Linked DNA regions of Homo sapiens: region 2 is linked to region 1. A link is a contact called in ENCODE Hi-C or POLR2A ChIA-PET data. All regions are on one chromosome and are shown on one strand. Each heading gives the region's core, a stretch centred on a gene start or an enhancer-like site at or near the end of the contact. The rest is flanking DNA. Distances are from core to core; before and after follow the strand shown.

What was found. Hi-C counts contacts between places; a loop is a spot of excess contacts on that map. ChIA-PET counts read pairs that join two places held with the same protein, here RNA polymerase II (POLR2A). Pooled maps may share reads with other maps.
Region 2: a loop to region 1 is called in a map of heart left ventricle, with 2.9 times the contacts of the local background. The contact joins two enhancer-like sites. A Hi-C loop is called at or near these places in 1 of 168 maps with a recorded cell type or tissue (heart left ventricle) and 5 of 50 pooled maps. POLR2A ChIA-PET finds 5 or more read pairs at or near these places in 2 of 52 experiments (OCI-LY7 and WTC11).

What each region holds. Positions count from the first base shown.
Region 1 is chr20:20,450,831-20,456,965 of GRCh38, forward strand. The region is part of intron 37 of RALGAPA2 (Ral GTPase activating protein catalytic subunit alpha 2); the gene reads right to left. Among named protein-coding and RNA genes, the nearest start is that of INSM1, 86 kb to the left of the region's middle. RefSeq lists an enhancer at 1,940-2,049. Within about 2 kb of position 1,706, at least 8 of the 41 ENCODE cell types and tissues checked have a DNase peak (open chromatin) inside an H3K27ac peak, as active enhancers do.
Region 2 is chr20:20,082,777-20,088,941 of GRCh38, forward strand. The region is part of intron 6 of CFAP61 (cilia and flagella associated protein 61); the gene reads left to right. Among named protein-coding and RNA genes, the nearest start is that of CFAP61, 33 kb to the left of the region's middle. Within about 2 kb of position 2,420, at least 9 of the 41 ENCODE cell types and tissues checked have a DNase peak (open chromatin) inside an H3K27ac peak, as active enhancers do.

The DNA.
Region 1 (6,135 bases), core at 456-2,955:
AAGCATTTTATCAGTTACATGCAGACACTAACTACTGACCAAGAGTTCAGGCTCAGCAGTGTCTCCACTTCTGTCCTTAGGTAATTATTTGAATACTCCAGTGAATTTTGCCCTCATTTCATAAAAATGAGTGGTAATAGGATAAAATAAAAGTACTAGTAGGAGCAACAACAAACATAGCTCTCAAACTCAAGGCAGTGAAAGCAAAACTAGAAATCCTCACATATGCCAAACGTGGAGAATTTTAAGTGCCTAATAAATTTTTAGGCACACCAAATACACACCAGCTTATTTCCAATGGCAAAGAGCAAAATTAGAGAGCATGCTTGAAAAATGGCATCAAAACTGGAATATAGAAAGTGAGGCCCACTTAGAAATTTTATATATTTTTGTTTCATTTTCAGAGAATAGAATGCCCTTTATAAGTTAGATGTGCATTTGAATTCCTATCTGTAGATCAGAAAGCAAAAACTTCAGACTTAAACATGAAACCAAAATGAAACATCAATTCTGAGTGTCTAGCCTGCTCCCCAAAAGACATCTTTTGGGCTTCCAAAAAGTAATCTATTTTTAAAAAAATCTATATTACCCTCTTAGGTTGAAGTTCCTTTATAAATTCATTCATTTGCCAAATTCTGATTGCAAAAGTGCTCATGTGCCAGACTGGCTACAAAACACTTACTGATCCATAATTAGAAACTGCCTAATCATTTCATGGTTGCAATTCCTGACTCTGAAATGTTTAAATAAAATGTTCAGTAAAAGGTTATTTATAAAAGAACCAATATTTTGATCACTACTTCAAAGGGAGGCCTGATTGTGTAAATGCAAATAACTGCCTTATTTTAGTACTTAAGGTCTCAGATTGAATGTAGCTATCTATTAGCACAACTGATCCAAAGTTTAGGAGGGACATTCTTTTAGAAGATCCCATGTATTTATTTTCTAGTTTGAAAAATGGACATTTTAATATAAATTTATAATCTAAATTTCTGTTGCCAGAATTTGGTTAAGTGGGCCTTATTTAGTATACTAGAAGAGACTATGCAAAATCATATTCCACAAAAGAATCAACATTCTCTTATAGCTTTAAAATACTATAATGTGAGCTTGAAATGCTCCACACCTGAATTGATAAGAGCATTAGGCAGTAGTTTCTATGAAGCTTTTAAAAGAGAAAGTTAACTTCTACTAAACAATTACAAGTGTTCAACTAATACAGTGTCTTCTGACCGATTTTCTAATAACAGCTTTTAAAATAAATCTACCAAACTGTTTTGACTCTTCCAATGTAAAAAAGAAATTGAAAGTTAAAGCTTAAAAATTCCCCATATAGAGAGGAAATAAACTTAAAATAGAAATTTAAAATAACTTCAATCCAAAGTAAAGCAAATCGTTTCATACACTTTCAGTAAGTATAACAAATTTTATATAGTGACCCAAAAGTCACCATTGTAGAGCTTTGCAACTCAAGACGTTTTAGCTGGAGGGGTTAAAAGTGTGGGTGTGGAAGTCAGCTTTTGTTTGAAAAATTAGCAATGCTATGAGTCATCGTGCATTAGCTGCAGAAGAGTTTTGCATCTTGTACGAATCCAGACACCATATGCCATGCGAAGGCCTATTACTTTATTCGGTGCCACCGCTGACAGGCAGCCACGTGGGTATCCCCAGCGGAAGGGCTGTCTCCTCCCGGCGGCGAGGACAGGAACCCAGTGAGCTGAACACATCCGACATTGTACGGAGCAGCAGGAACAGCTGGTAAGCTAGCAAGCGGCAACGGCCCAGCGAGGAGCGTGGATGCTAATGAGCCTGGCGACAATGCCGGCCTTCAGAGGGGTAAGTGCAATGTCGGCCGGCATGTTCCCACAACAGCCTCAAGAGTAGAATCTGCTCGTTCATGCCTTCAGTCTCATTAAAGCATGATACTGGTATTTGTGGCTTATCAAAATCAGCTGTAAATCACAAGTTATAAATCCGACCAACAGATCCAACATGATTTAAAATGTTGCACTGAAATGCAAGTAAAATTCCACAGGCATCTTTGGGTCCTGATGGAGAGGTGTTGACCAGGCACTGGGGTGGTGGGGAGCCGTGAGTTGATGGCACAGGTGGAGCAGCTGCTGCTGGTTCAGGTCCTGGTTACCATTCACAAAACTGTGTGGCCTCAGGCAAGTTATTTAACTTTTCTGGGCTTCTGTTCCCTCAACTATATTTTTTAAACATAAAAAAGTTTGTGACATAATAGATTGTGTTAAGACATTGCATTGCGTTTGCATAATACATTAAAATAGGATCATAATTGTGCCTTCCTGATAGGATTGCTTAATAACTGAATAAAATATGTGAGGTTCTTAGTGCCTGGGACAGAGCAAAGAATGGTGCAGCTAAGTAAACAGATGTCTCTCCAGGTGACCCAAGAGGACAGCTCCAAGCAGCTTCACCTCCTGGTCTTGTTCTTCTCACACAAGACAAGACAGTAGCACATCTCCTTATGAGTGAGGGGTCTATGGCATGAGATGGGGGAAGGTGTCTGGCAGACACAGTGAGATGAGACAGCGATAAGAAGGGGAGGGAGTGATGTGTGCACATCTGGGTGCTGTGGACCCCAATCTGATTACTGCGGGGGGTGGGTTTGGGCTCCTAGCAGCATCTGAAGCTCCAAGATCACCAAGTTTCTTGATGGTTCCAGGTTTACCAAAGGCTCTTTTCCGCTGAAAGTCGTTTACTTTTTCTGAATGCTCCTTTCTTCCATCAAGTCCCTGTGACGCCTATTCACCCTCCAATTGCCAGGTCACAGGCCCTCTGTGGGACGCCTTGAGGCTCTGGGCTGCACTCTGCATCACAGCCATGAGGAAACTGTGCACTGCTCTCTTCCCTAATGTGCTCTGTATTCAACAAAGAGCCCCTCCAGGGTGGGCACCGGGCCTTCCATTTGTGCACCCACAGCAACAGCACAGTGCCTGGCATACAGGAAATGGCCGATGGGTATTTTGTTGAATGAATGAGTACACTAACGAAAAAAATGCTTTTGGACTTTTCAGAATTGGTGTCTAGGAATATGAATGAGATTATCAGATTATCAGAATCAGTTGATTATTTTTTGTCAAGATTTTTTTAAGCCCTAAGTAAAAGACATTTTACTGAATGATCATCTCCAGCAAGAAATGCACCTTGCACCTCTATATCGTAGGGCAGGATGTGTGTAAATATGAGAGAGAACTACCTGGTTCTTGGAGAAAAACTTGTTTCTCAGAAGTTTTCCTGTGAGCTAAGCTCAACTTAAGGGGTTCTCCGAAGGTGTTATCTGTACTCTGTGAAAAATGGAAAGGATGCAGTGGCCTGTGAGGTGCAGATTAGTGAAAGTGGCCTTAAAGGTGAGATGATCAGCATAGAGTTTAAAAGGCCACAGAGCTCGAAACAAAGATTACATCCCAGGAGAGACCTTTGTGTAAAATACAGTGTGTCATTCACTAATGAATTTGAGCATGTCTGAATTTGGAAACCAGTCCTCTCTGACCGGCAGGCAGCTGCTGAGGCTCTCGCACACAGCAGGCATGACACTCGTGGCTCTATTGGCCACTGCTGCCTGCTCCTTATAGGACCAGCACACAACAGTGGCCAGAAACCCTGGTTCAAACTTGTCTCCCACATATTTGCTTTCTTCAGATCAGCCCTTAACTTTACGTTGTATCCTGAAATCCACAGATAAAATCAAGATAACTAGATATGGGAATGGAATGAGGATTGGAAGCCAGGTAAAGAACTGAAGAGGCTTTTCCTGACTCCCCACTCTGCCTTCCAAGGATGCCACAGGGGTAGTTCCAAAGCTAATCCCTAGGGGAAGCTCCTTTGGCCTCAGTGGTCCAGGGAAAGACAGATCTTCACTCTCCAGCCTCTCACTTGGTCACAGCCATTCAAAGACGGTAGTGACATCCAATGTTCATTGTCTTCTAATGATGTTTTGTGGGAAAGTACATGCTAGAGTAAGAATGCTCTTCAGTTACTGGCATTTCAAATATATATATATTTTTAAAGTTTTAATGTTTTAAAAATACCCAGACTAGAAATAATTACAGCACAAAGCCCAGGTCTGTAGTGACGCAGTGATGGTCTGGAGCAGCACCAGGGAGGGCTGGTACAAAGTCTGAGAAGGGAATGAATATCTGTCTGTAATTCACACATGCATACACAAACACAAACACATGTCCATTTCCCTGAATCAAGTTTCAGAGGAATGGTGATCCATGACGGAGATTATAAAAAGTACACATTACAAACAGAATGTGTCCCTAGGAAGGGTGTTACGAATCTAAGCCCCGGAGCTGCTGCCTCCACAGTCCCGTGTAATGCCACCTAAGTGCTCTGCCTCGCATGACTTGCTGCAGGCTGCCACGGATTAGAGCTATCGATCGCTGCCTGCAGAAGGGTCTCGCTGTGCGAAAGGAAGGTGAGCGCTAGAGACAGACAGCTCAAGTATCGATCTGCTCTGGCAGAAGGCCGTGGTTCCAGATGCAGAGTGGCACTCCTTCACATCACCCATGAGTTACTATAACGTGCACGGAAACACTAAAGAGCTGGGGGATCGGGCCAAAGGCTGGAATGTCATCACCACCTCCTCGCCTGTCAGCTGGTCACGAGATCCAAAGATGCCATGTGAAATCTCTGGCTGTTTAAAAAACACAGGCAACAAAAGCCTAGGACGGGCATTCCTATGGTCTTCCAAGGCAGAACGGACAAACCACTGCCACAGAGGACTGCCAAGGGTCATGTTAAGAAGTGGTCAGAGAATGTGGATACATCTTTAAGAATGTTCCTCCAGCGGCTGAGAGGTTCACCAGAGCCATCAGGCCGGCTCTTACTATAAAAAGACACAATCCTTTTCCCCACTAAAAGCTGATGCCTTCCCCTACTTAAAGCAAAACATTAAAAAAATTGGTCCAAACGGACATTCTCCTTAAAGAAATCTCAATGATACAATTTATATGGTTTTCAAAAGATTTTGGGGGAGACAACTTCCAAGGCACAAAGACATAAACTCATCTAAAAAGTCAAATACAATTATGAGGTACATCAAAACTCATGATTTTTGAAAGCAATATAAAATTAGGATTCATGAGACCAAGTTAAAGTGAAAATAAGGAGCTCAAGGAAATCAAGTGTAACAGGAACAAAATGCACGCTTTCAACACTTGCTTCTGTGGACACAGGAGCAGAGTGAACTCTATTGCTTTCATGACTTAACTCTCTGGATTTAGAAGTCATTATTTAAATCAGTTATCTTTTCAGTATCCATATTAAGTCATTTCCTCCCATGCACATTGTAAAGACATCCTGTGGTGTAATTACATAAATGGCACTAGAGTCTACTTTCCCCTAATTAGAAATTCCTTAAAATGTTTGCATTTCTGATTTTAATCCAACTAACATCTACTGACTTCTTATGATGTTAGATGCCGGAGACTGAAAGATGAATAACACATAGCTTTACCTTTAAGGAGCTTGCTGACCAGTGGAGGGGCAGATGCCTCATAGTGAGCCCCTCACCCAGTGTGGTCAGTGCTACACCAGCTATGGAAGACAGAGAGAAATGTCCGTTGGCCTGTGGCCCTCCTTGGACAGGCAGGCTGCTGCTTATCTCACAACAGGCTCACTCTCCTCCCTTGAATCTAGGCTGGCCTTGTGACCTGCTGTGGCCAAATAGTTCTGAGACTTCCAAAGTGCTATTGTGAAGAAGCTGGCACCTCCACCTGGATCTCTGGAGCCTGTAGCAGCCATGTCAGAAGCCTGACTGCTGCGAGAAGACCCAAACTAGCCAAGTGGAGGGGCTGCTGAGCCAGGTATGCCTGGCCAGCCCCAAGCTGTTCCAGCTATGCCAATGCAGGTGCCAGATGTAAGAGACCCTGGGTAAGAACCATCCAGCTGAGCCCAGTCAACCCACAGAACCATAGAAGAGCCTCCCTCCACCATTTTGCCTTTAAACATTTCTGCAAAAATCTTTATAAAGTTCCTTTTTTTTTTTAAGTGACAGTGTCTGCAGGCTATTCACCGGCACAATCATATTGCACTACAGCCTAAACTCCTGGACTCAAGTGATCCTCCCACCTCCTGAGGAGCTGGAACTTGCAACACCATGTC
Region 2 (6,165 bases), core at 1,170-3,669, 370 kb before region 1:
AACCACAGTGAGATACTACTACCTTACTCCTGCAAGGATGGCCATAATTTAAAAGTCAAAAAACAGCAGATGTTGGCATGGATGTGGTGAAAAAGAACACTTTTACGCTGCTGGTGGGAATGTAAACTAGTACAACCACTATGGAAAACAGTGTGGAGATTCCTTAAAGAACTAAAAGTAGAGCTACCACTCAATCCAGCAATCCCACTACTGGGAATCTACACAAAGGAAAATAAGTTATTATATGAAAAAGATACATGTATACACACGTTTATAGCAGCACAATTTACAATTGCAAGGATATGGAACCAACCTAAGTGCCCATCGACCAATGAGTGGTTAAAGGAAATGTGATATTCATACACCGTGGAATACTACTCAGCCATAAAAATGAACAAAATAATGTCTTTTGTTGCACCTTGGATGAAGCTGGAGGCCATTATTCTAAGTGAAGTAACTCAGGAATGGAAAACCAAATACCGTATGTTCTCACTTGTAAGTGGGAGCTAAGCTATGAGGACACAAAGGCATACAGAGTGACATAGTGGACCGTGGGGGCTGGGGAGGGGGAGGTTCGGAGGGGGTGAGGAATAAAATCCAACCTATTGGGTACAGTGTACACTGCTCAGGTGATGGGTGCACTAAAATCTCAGAATTCACTACTAAGGAACTCATCCATTTGACTAAAAACCACCTGTATTCCCAAAACTATTGAAATTAAAAGAAATAAAATAGATGAAAAAAACATTCTTTAAGATTTAAGATGGGTGGTTTGTAATTACAAACTTTTAACTCTTAAGGCAATCATTTTAATGAAACATTTGATAGTCCCATGTCATGCTTTTTAGAAATCCACTTAAACTTGACTTCTGAGCAATTTCATATGAATAATTATGAATATCCTAAAGCATTCCAAAAGAAGGGATAGGGCAATTACAGATTTCCCCCAACAATCTTCATGAATAAGACTGGTAAGTGACCACCAAGTCTATGGTGGAGCCAAGTCCAGCTGGAGCCATACTAGCCCAGGATGGACGTTTAGATCAGATGTGCTTTGAAAAGCACATGACAAATTTGAGCTTAAAACCCTTCATAATTTTTAAAATCATGACATTTTCCAAGGACTAGAAGCTAAATGACTCCAAAACCCATTTGGAAGTTCTACAGTGGAATACTATATGGAGTTTAGAAATGATAGATTTGATTTTCTTAAAGAAGACCACTAGAGGTCACAAGAGATCTTGAAAAGAAAAAGGGTGCTTGGTTTTGCATACCTGAAGTGAAAGAAAAATCTAGTTGACGCCGATCTTAGGTTCTCCTACCCCATGTTGAGATGGTGTTCATGGTAAAAAGTTGGCTTAACTAGAACACACTGCATTCTCTATCACTACCACTAAATTAGATTTTCTATGACTTGTTTTCTTAATTCACTGGTTTCTTAAAATACACACACACACAGGTTTGAAGAAATATATTTATGGTGTTTGAAGTGACAACATTCAGTTGTACATTTTACAACTGTACATTTTAAAGTCCAGCTTTAAATACAAATCCTCTCTGGATATGGAGAATATCATCAGACAGGAATGAGGAGGCTGTGCCAGGATTCTGGATGCGGAGGTGGCCTGCTGCTGCTGCTGCTGCTGCTGCTGCTGCTGCTGCTGTCACTCCAGTCCTTAAGTGTGAGTTTTCCATCTGTGCATTTGCAGTGGTTTCTGTGCTGGCAGGGAAGTGATGCACACCTCTCAGACTCGAGGGAAGCAGGCCTGCAGGTTTTCCTCTGGGGCCGTAATCATGTAGTGCAGCAGCCAGGCTGTGGAGGTGATGAAGCAATGTCAGGATCTGCGTGTCACCCAGAGACCCATCAGGCTGCGAGGGAGAGTTCTGCATGTTCTGGATGTCGCGGTGCTCCTAGCAAGCTCAGCTAACCGACTGGTGGAAGTGCTGAGGGAGTTTGTCCTCACTTCTCCCCACCTTCCAGGAAGCCAGTGAGAGCTACCGGCTCATTTCTAGCTGTGGACTTAGAAGACACCCATTTCCCAAGTAGGGTGTCCTGAAAGGGGGTTGATTTCCTTAAGGTGTGTGTTCAACTCCATTTCACATGGCACAGTTTTCAGAGTCTGATGGAAATCTGGGTGTCTGAGAGATTGATAAGTGTTTATGAGGTGGACCTTTTGTTTCCTCCAGGGAAGTTAAAATAAAATATTGTATAATTGATGACGTTAACAAGCACATTGCTGCCCCCTCCAAGACACATTCAGAATGGAAGATATAAAGTAACTTTGCTTTTCGCTCAGAGAATTGTACTATTTCCGTTGCACTCTGTGCTGATCTATAAACTCCGCATCTTCATCGCCACTGGAACACTGTGCGGCCTGTCAGTGCCAGGGCATGTGACGCTGCGGTGCCAAATTCACAGTGGCTCTCCTTGCATCCTGACTTTGACAGGCAGCGCTCATTGCCTCAGAACAGTCACGTTGAAACATTTGACTGCATGAGTTGTTTTCCATAGCTGGGGTGTTTTGTTTCTGTGGGGCTGGACTTTGTCATATGCCATTTGAGACTATGTGAGGCTGATGTCATACTTTATCATTAGCACTCGGGCTGATGCAAGATCATAAATTATCAATTACCCCAAGGAATGCATTTAGCAGAACAAGTTCCTCTTTATCCATTTTGGGAAAGGGCTTAAGAGAGAGCCTCTTCAGAACTCCAAGATTTGGATGTTTTTCTATTTTTCCCAGAAGAATTCGTGTTGAGGTATGATTATGGATAACTTTGTTAACGGGCTGCTGAGGTTCATGAGCAGGCCTAGGGCTCTGGGTCTTTCGGAACCTTTATTCCTGATGTTTATAGCTACAGAGTAATATTTCTGTGTCCATCGTATATTTAAAAGCCTATGGTGCACAGTTGATTGTGTGTGATTGCTGTCTTCATTCACTTAAATGATTAGGTTATTGAATTATTTTTCCATTATTTAAAATGTCTGTTAATAAATATTGATGCAACCTTTTATTTTTGGCAAAACGTTTGAAAATGGATTTGTTGACTACTCTCTCCTAGAATTTTTTACAAATTATTCTTAGCCAATATCATCAAGGACTCTTTTTTACAGAGAAAAGCCACCACCTCTTATTAGCAATGCCCTTTTGGCAGGTTAAGTGGGGAAGTGAGTTGTTCCTGGAATGTTCTAGGCTTTTTCTGCCAAGGTTCTGAGGGCTCACGTGGAGAACAAACACTTGCTAAGGACTTAGTGTGCCCCAGAGAGCAGGCTTTAGTGCGTCATCTGTGTCTTGCAGCTATTCTTGTCCCTACCTGTTTTTTGTACATGAGAAAACCAAGTCTTAGCATTGAAGTGACTTTGCCAGTTTCTTTTTTTTTTTTCTTTCAAATTTTATTATTATTATACTTTAAGTTTTAGGGTACATGTGCACAATGTGCAGGTTTGTTACATGTGTGTACATGTGCCATACTGGTGTGCTGCACCCATTAACTCATCATTTAGTATTAGGTATATCTCCTAATGCTATCCCTCCCCCCTCCCCCCACCCCACAACAGTCCCTGGAGTGTGATGTTCCCCTTCCTGTGTCCATGTGTTCTCATTGTTCAATTCCCACCTATGAGTGAGAACATGCAGTGTTTGGTTTTTTTGTCCTTGAGATAGTTTGCTGAGAATGATGGTTTCCAGCTTCATCCATGTCCCTACAAAGGACATGAACTCATCATTTTTTATGGACTTTGCCGGTTTCTTAGTCAGTAGAGTCAGAAGGCTAAGTAGAGGGGCTGTGATGCCACCAGCATGGGACCATAGGTTCAGACTGCCCAGACGCTGCCCCTTGGGCATAAAAATTCTGCCCTTCACTGCTGTCAGTGTAAATGGGACCCTTGGCAAGGTCTCAGCACAAGGTAAGGGCCCAGTTCACGTTGGCTATTGCTGCTGGGTTACATGCTAAAGAACTGCTACAGAATTCCTTCTGTGTCCCTAAAGAGCATTTTCCGTGGTTGGGAAGATGCCACACCTTGGCCGTAAGAATTAGCACCAGAACTGGACAATATATATCCAGTGATGATCCCATCATTGGGTTCCTGGGAAGGGAAGTTGGGAGAGAAGAGTCACCGGAGGGTGTAGGGTGGAGATGAGCTTTGGAGGATGCTGGAATTGGGGATAGGCAAGGGGATCAGAGCACTGGCTAGAAATAGAGGTGGGAAGGAGGGAAGATGGTGAAGTCTCCTTCTAGAGACAATAAGTAAATCAACTTGTATCATTATTGGTGACTAGGGTGGAAAGATGCAGGCAAAGAATTTTGTGCCCATCCCAGAAACAGTGGGGAGCTTGCAAAAGTGGAGTTTTAAAAAAATAATTTCAATTTTTATTTTAGATTTAGGGGGTACATGTGCAGGTTTGTTACCCGGGTATATTGCATGATGCTGAGATTTGGGGTACAATTGATCCCATCACCCAGGTACTGAGCATAGTACTCAACAGTTTTTCAACCCATACCCTGCTCCTTCTCTCCCCTCCCTAGAAGTCCCCAGTGTCTATCGTTACCATCTTTATGTCCCTGAGTGCCCATTGTTTAGCTCCTACTTATAAGTGAAAACATGCAGTATTTGTTTTTTTGTTCCTGCATTAATTCACTTAGGGTAATGACCTTCAGCTGCAACCATGTTGCTGCAAAGGACATGATTTCATTATTTCTTATGGCTGCATGTAAAAGTTTTAAAGTAAGATGAAGAAAGCAGGGTTTTAAGAAGATTAGTGATGGTGGATGGAATGACAGAGTTTCTCCTTACAGTAGTCAATGGGAAGTGAGTGCAGTGATTCAAGCTTCTGTAGTAAGAAACTCTCTTATTCCACCCACTGACTGTAGAAATTCTTCAGTTCTTTTTGGTTTCTCCTGCCTAAGTAATAATGATAATAACAATAACATTGCACATAACCCTTTTTTAACGTTTGCTATTTTTGTGACAGATGCACACACGGTAACATAGAGAGGTAAAGTACCCAAGGTCACAGCTGGGCAGAAGCAGGATCCAGACCCAGGCAGCCTGGCTCCCCCGCTCAGGCTGTGACCACTATGCTGTATCATTTTTTTTTTTCTAATCTCTTCAAGAGCACCATAAGACTTAATGCATTTATGGTGGCGCCTCAGTCCACTGGGCCACAGGTGACCACCGATAATGCTCAGTGATCACATGCAGAAATAGATGGACAAGTGGTCAAGGCCCTACCTTTTGTAAATTATTGCAGGGCTGAAATAGCTTGAAAAATGACTGCAGCATCAGTAGTACAGTCATACCCATTCAAAAAATGGTTGACATTTGTTTCTGGCTTCCTGTTTTAGCCTCATCACTAGAAATTCCTGCTGATGCCCTTGCATCATGGAATAAGACTGTTTGGTGGTGATGACATCAGGGCCAGGTTGACAGTTTTAAAAAACAAAGGATCTGGTTGCCTGGTTAAGGACCCTTTGCTGTCTCTCCTTCCAGAGAGTTTTGACAAGAGGTGTATTAGTCCATTCTCACACTACTATAAGGACATACCTGAGACTAGACTATTTATGAAGGAAAGAGGTTTAATTGACTCACAGTTCTGCAGCGCTGGGGAGGCATCAGGAAACTTACAATCATGGTGGAAGGGGAAGCAAACACATCTTTCTTCACAAGGCAGCAAGAAAGAACAATGAGAGCCGAGTGAAAGGGGAGGCCCCTTATAAAACCATCATATCTCCTGAGAACCTTCTCACTATCATGAGAATAGCATGGGGGCAGTCACCCCCATGATTCAATTACCTCCCACCAGCTTCCTCCCATGACATGTGGGGATTATGGGAACTACAATTCAAGATGAGATTTGGGTGGGGACACAGCCAAACCATATCAAGAGGTTAACAAGAAGATTCAACCTGTGGAGTCATGGTGATGGTCCCTCCCATCCCGAGTTGTCATCTTCTGTGTGTGTTTTTTCCTCCTTGTACCGTGGTCTTGTTGGCTGGCTCCCTCCTTCCCTCTGAAGTTTTATAGACCAGAGACCTGGCTTTTCAACTGTGTAGTTCTTCCATCAAGATACTTACTGTTTTTAATGAAAAACCAGCATCATTTCAACCGTTACACTTGTGTCAGCAGAGGCAAAGGTTTCATCCTGGGAGCAGGGTGAAGATTTT